Linked DNA regions of Homo sapiens: region 2 is linked to region 1. A link is a contact called in ENCODE Hi-C or POLR2A ChIA-PET data. All regions are on one chromosome and are shown on one strand. The core of a region is the stretch at or near the end of the contact, and the rest is flanking DNA. Distances in the headings are between cores, read along the strand shown.

Region 1 (2,934 bases), core at 110-2,609:
CTCAAGCCTGGGTGGGGCTATGCACAGTCTGCTTTTGCCAGAGGACTGGAAGCACTTAACACAGAACTCTGGCACAGAGCATCATTCTTGTTCCCCCTCTCTCCTTTTAAACACTGAGAACCAATTTACCTGAGTGAGTGCCGAAAGGAACATTTCATCCCTTTGCCTTACTCATTTTAATCGGAGGGAATGAGGTGTGTGTTCTTGCTCGCTGGCGGTGCTAGACGCCCGAGGAGATGCATGGAATTCCTCTTGGGTGAATAGGAAATAGAAAAGGAATAGCTAACGAAGGTGGCAACTATTCTGTGCCCTTTAGAAGTAAGTGCTTCCTCCTCCCTTCCTGCTACACTCAGCATGCAAACCCCAGAACCAAGACTGTATAACACAGGTAAATGGAAATATTCCCATCACAAGAGGAAGAAACCCACTCCCTACCCAAAACAAGGGGTAGGAGGCAAAGGTGGCTCAAATGCACAATAACAGTGAGAGCCCACCTTTATGGAATACTTAAAACACACCAAATACTTTATGCACAGTGACTCATTTAGTCCTCAAAACAACCCTGAAAAGTGGAAAGCAGGTGCTTCTATTTCCTGAATCTGCAGATAAGGAGGAATGTGAGATCACACAGATATTATTTTAGTGAAGGCAGAATTCTAATCCAGGCTTTTCTCATTTAGCGTCTGTAGCTTCACCATTAGGCTACAAAATTAGCTAAATTAAGATACTTATTTGGGAGCGGATAGCAATTTAGAAGGGAAATTTTGTTGGGTTTAGGAGTGGCTCAAGTAATACACCTTGGGATTCCTGGCCTTTGAGGACTATCATCTTCCATCTTACCGTAGGTCTCCAAAATCCATTAAGCACATTTCACAGGTGCAGGGACAGAAAGTTTCCACAAGGAATTGACTCTGGAGAAGCAACAGTTAAGCACTCTCTAGCTGTCTTCCTGTCAGATCAAGGCTTCTCACTCAAAGGAATGTCAGGAACCTATGTGGCACACACAGCCTTTGTGTGAATTCGAAAGTAGCACCTCTCCTGGGTAGATGAGTGGCAAAAATCTGCTCTTTCTGGGAGGATCCTTCTGGAAGGGTAATATCCACACTAAGCTTCACTGCTTGGCAGGGGTTGGGCCAGATTTCAGCCCCTTTCATACCCCTGCAGCCAGGTTCAAGAGTGCAGCAGAGCCCTGGTAAGCCAAGCTCCCTTTCCAAGCCAGGACTCTGCACCTGTTAAGCCCAAGTCACTCTTGCTGAGCTGTTACCATCTTTGGTGGTTGTTTCACGTGATTGTGGTCTCCTGTCAGCTCATGAGAGGGCAGAACCCAATTACTAGATTACTCAGAGTGCTGGTTTTCTTTTTCTTTCTTTTTTTTCTTTTTTCACCGCACTCAAGGCTGTGGCAGCCAAAATTTCCCTCCATCTCCCTGGTTTGACTCAACGAAGCTAGGCTGACATTGCTGTACATAGACTGCTAGGAGACTGTGACCATACTACACCATTTTTTCAATAGCGCTGACCAATTTCAATGGCTTGATTTTGTCATCGGATTGTATAAAAGAGCATGAAAAATAATTGGCAGTGGATAAACATTTTTCAGTCCACACTAAAAACGTAAATGTGAATCGATTACAAACCATGGGGAAATAAATTTGGTCAAAACTTAGTCATTTCGCTTTTGGAAATTTGTAGTAAAGAAATAATGCTAAATGTAGAAGAAAAACAAAAACCTCTGTCCACAAAGATAGTCACTACTGCGTTATTTGTATTAATACTAGGGAAAGTTGGAAATTAGCTGTCTTTATGGGAGAGCTTGTAGGTTAGGTAAATTATGGTATTTACCACATAATAGAGTTTTACAGCATTTTTGGAATTTGTGTTTCTGAAATGTTTGTTGGAACATATATAATGTGTATGTTGTTACAAGAAAAAATGTCAGGAAGCAAATAAATGTAAATTATAATCACAACTGTGTCAATAATGCTTAGAAAAATTTAGAAAGAGGACACACTAAAGCAGTCTTATTAAACCTAATGAAAATAACTACTATTTGTTGAGTTTTTGCTGTGTGTGAGGTACTGTGCTCAGTGTTTTTACATACATTAATTCAGTTTATCCTTCTATTAACAACTTGTGGTAAGTACAATTATTATGATTCCCATTTTATAGATGAAGGAATTGTTGCAGAGCTAAGTTAAATAACTTGCCCAAGTCATGTAGCAGAAAATGTAAAAGCTGGAAGATGAATCCAGGAAGCCTCAACAGCCACGCCTCCTAGCTGTTTGTCAGCTAGTTGAAAAATAGAACAAAAGATAATATGGAGAGATATCATTAAAAATATTACATAGAACAGGTTGAGCCTAGAATATGATGGGGTAGTGTTACAAGTACCCAATAACTAAATGGAGGAAGTTCTGTTTACCCAGGTAAAGATAATACAGTTCAAGCATCAATAACTGCAGTAGACTGAAGCACATCAATATTTGTGAAGTTACAGGTTTAAAATTACTCAGGAAAAAAACCCTCATCGGACACGTTTAGAGAAGCTAGGAAATAGCTCATTTCGCTGAAAACTGGTAAATAGAAAATAACCAAGCATTTTTCCTGCTTTTACTGTGCAAAATTTAGGGTAACTAAAGAGTTGATGAGGACAAATTTCCTTTAATGGAAATATTCCACATAACGAACGAAGCAGGAATAGTAGAATAGCATCCCCATAAAATAAAGGATCAGGCAAGAGATATTAACATTACAGAAACAGACATAACCAGACGGTATGTACTCCTGGTGGGATTATCACACCACTGCCTATGACACTGCCTATGACTAATGACAAAAAAATCAAAACCTGAGTCAGATTGTACCTCTATTTATGCCTCCCAATTTATAAGAAATGCAGGAGAGAGACAGAGAAATGGTTTAAATGACATCAAAG
Region 2 (2,934 bases), core at 148-2,647, 340 kb before region 1:
ACAAGTGTGTTTTAAAAAATAGCTAAAATGCCAGGCATGGTGGCTCACGCCTGTAATCCCAGCATTTTGGGAGGCTGAGGTGGTGGATCACTTGAGGTCAGGAGTTCGAGGCCAGCCTAGCTAACATGGTGAAACCCTGTCTCTACTAAAAATACAAAAATTAGCTGGGCGTGGTGGCACGTGTCTATAATCCCAGCTACTCCGGAGGCTGAGGGAGAAGAATCGCTTGAACCTGCGAGGCGACTTTGCAGTGAGCCGAGATTGTGCCACTGCACTCCAGCCTGGGCGACAGAGTGACTGTCTCAAAAAAAAAAAAAAAAAAAACCGCTAAGAAAGAAAGAAACGGGCAAGTTGTGTATGATTAAGTGTCAGATCTGAAGCACAGTTTTGCAAGTTGGCCCTTTGAAAGCACCTCAGAGCCAGAGGTGCAGTCCTTTGATTGGGATTTTGAAGGGGGCTGAGTCTAGCGGGGCAGGAGGTGGTGAAGAGGGAGGCTCTAGGAATCAAGGGCAGTGAGAGAAGGCAAACGTCTTTTATTGACTGTGGGTTTTTTTTTTTTTTTTTTTTTTTTTTTTGAGATGAAGTCTAGCTCTGTCGCCCAGGCTGGAGTGCAGTGGCATGATCTCAGCTCACTGCAACCTCCTCCTCCCAGCTTCAAGTGATTCTCCTGCCTCAGCCTCCCGAATAGCTGGGATTATGGGCATGTCCCACCACACCCGGCTAGTTTTTGTGTTTTTAGTAGAGACAGGGTTTCACTATGTTAACCAGGCTGGTCTCCAACTCCTGACCTTGTGATCCGCCTGCCTCGGCCTCCCAAAGTGCTGGGATTGCAGGCACTGCACCCGGCCGACTCTTTGGCTTTTTAAAGACTGCTTGGATAGTTGGACCTGTGCTGGTTCTTGGAACTGGAATTTCCTCTTCAAAATGACACGTAACAGTATTTACTTGACAAACCTTTCCAAAGAAGAAAAGCTAAAAACAAACACAAAAAACAAAACAAAACAAAAAAAACCCACCAAAACCAAAAATAGAAAAGCCAGCAAACTAGAATGAGTAGAGCCGAAGTTCCTATTTCTGAAGAGATAGGAATATATTAAAACTCCTGGATCAAGGTCCATTCATCCTCTCTGGGGGTCTTTTGCCAGGATCTGTTGATTCGACGGGAAACAGAGGTGTCAGCAGTTGTGGATGTGAGTATGTGAGAGATGACCTGCAGCCCCCAAACACCATTAACGTGTCTGGTGCGTTGTCTCAGCAGGAGGGGCTTCTAGCTGCTCCGCTGTTTCTTTCTGAGCTGCATCTGCTTGTCTGTTATTGTTCGTAGGTTTTCTGGGTAACTATAAGCAACGGCCTTGTTAGTTCCTCTTGAGATTGCCCACTACTCCCCACCCTTATTTCTCACCTCCCAGCATCCTGTTTGTCTCCCTGACTCTGTTCCCCGCCCTGTCCCCACCCTTACAGAGCTACCAGCCCTTTTAGCCATGTTTTCTTCCCTTAGCTCATTAATTTTAACCTTTTATTAAGTGTTCTCACATCAAACAAGGCACGTCATCTATCCAATTGTTTATTCATTAATTTGTGCTTTCTTCTATCGTGAATATCTTTAAAATATGTCCAGATGTATATTGCAGTGTGTCTTCCCTTCCTCCCCTTGTCTTGAAGATACTGTTATATACCTAATGTAAATGACGAGTTAATGGATGCAGCACACCAACATGGCACATGTATACATATGTAACAAACCTGCATGTTGTGCACATGTACCCTAGAAACTTAAAGTATAATAAAAAATAAATAAATAAAAATTAAAAAAAAATAATAAAAAAGAATGGAAGAGGATAAAAGAAAGTATGGACAGCTTTGAATTATGTAAAAGGCTTTTTTTTTTTGGTGTGCTTTGCCCTTAAAGTTACTTGCTTGTGATAGGAACAAGAAATCTACAATATATATTGTGTTCATGCTCACATCAATATGTTTAGTTTATTAGATTTTCCAGAATATTTTAGCCCGTCAATAATTGTTGGTTTTTTTTTGTTTGTTTTTTGAGACAGAGTCTTGCTCTGTCACCCAGGCTGAGTGTAGTGGTGCGATGTCGGCTCACTGCAACCTCCGCCTCCTGGGTTCAACAGATTCTCCTGCTTCAGCCTCCCTAGTAGCTGGGGCTATAGGCGCGTGCCATCATGCCTGGCTAATTTTTTGTATTTTTAGTAGGGATGGGTTTTCACCGTGTTAGCTAGGATGGTCTCAATCTCCTGACCTCATGATCTGCCTGCCTCGGCCTCCCAAAGTGCTGGGATTACAGGCGTGAGCCACTGTGCACAGCCCAGCCAGTCAATAATTTTATGTGACGTGTCTGGACTTAAATTTAAATTTTTCTCATTGCTGTTGCAAATGGGTCTATTAACTATGAAACGTTATAGAGTCTAGCACTTAAGTTTTGCAGGTTTATGAGGAATATTTAAACATTTAAAAAAATCATCATAAAAGAAGTCATCAGTGCTCTAGCACAACTAAATATATAATTCTGCCTAGTGGTCATGGTATCTTCTCAATAGAGAAAATTCACTTTCTAAAAAAGAGAAACATTTAGTTTTTTAAAAAGGAGGGAAACACTTTCAAAATTTGAGTACAACTTTTGCTACACAGTAATGTATCTAATCAGTTTCCTTTTCTGCACTAAAGATAAGGGAAATGGATTCAAAAGAAGCAGGAATGGATGATGGTATTCTAAACTCATCTTGTTTCTTTTGCTATTTCATCAATATCTGAAAAATAAGATTTCCCCTGAGATTCACACGAATGTGTCTCCTTTTCCATGTTTGTTTATTTTCTTATGTGGCAAATTGTTTCAAATGCAATTGATTTTCTTTCATTTGGTACTATGAAGATGAGGGCGTCTTAAAGGAGTTCCCAAGATTTAGGAGGAAACAGGAG

What was found. Hi-C counts contacts between places; a loop is a spot of excess contacts on that map. ChIA-PET counts read pairs that join two places held with the same protein, here RNA polymerase II (POLR2A). Pooled maps may share reads with other maps.
Region 2: a pooled map shows a loop between it and region 1 (2.9-fold over the local background). The contact joins two enhancer-like sites. A Hi-C loop is called at or near these places in 36 of 168 maps with a recorded cell type or tissue (A673, B cell, CD4-positive, alpha-beta memory T cell and 28 more), 15 of 37 single-sample maps with no recorded cell type and 35 of 50 pooled maps. POLR2A ChIA-PET finds 5 or more read pairs at or near these places in 35 of 52 experiments (A549, A673, AG04449 and 27 more).

Annotation. Positions count from the first base shown.
Region 1 is chr4:38,309,001-38,311,934 of GRCh38, reverse strand. No RefSeq gene overlaps it. Among named protein-coding and RNA genes, the nearest start is that of LINC02513, 56 kb to the left of the region's middle. RefSeq lists enhancers at 1,231-1,390, 1,401-1,530. Within about 2 kb of position 1,359, at least 6 of the 41 ENCODE cell types and tissues checked have a DNase peak (open chromatin) inside an H3K27ac peak, as active enhancers do; they include CD8-positive, alpha-beta T cell, where a contact is called at or near this core.
Region 2 is chr4:38,652,879-38,655,812 of GRCh38, reverse strand. All of the region lies in intron 1 of KLF3-AS1 (KLF3 antisense RNA 1), which reads left to right. Among named protein-coding and RNA genes, the nearest start is that of KLF3, 9.9 kb to the left of the region's middle. Within about 2 kb of position 1,397, at least 4 of the 41 ENCODE cell types and tissues checked have a DNase peak (open chromatin) inside an H3K27ac peak, as active enhancers do; they include CD8-positive, alpha-beta T cell, where a contact is called at or near this core.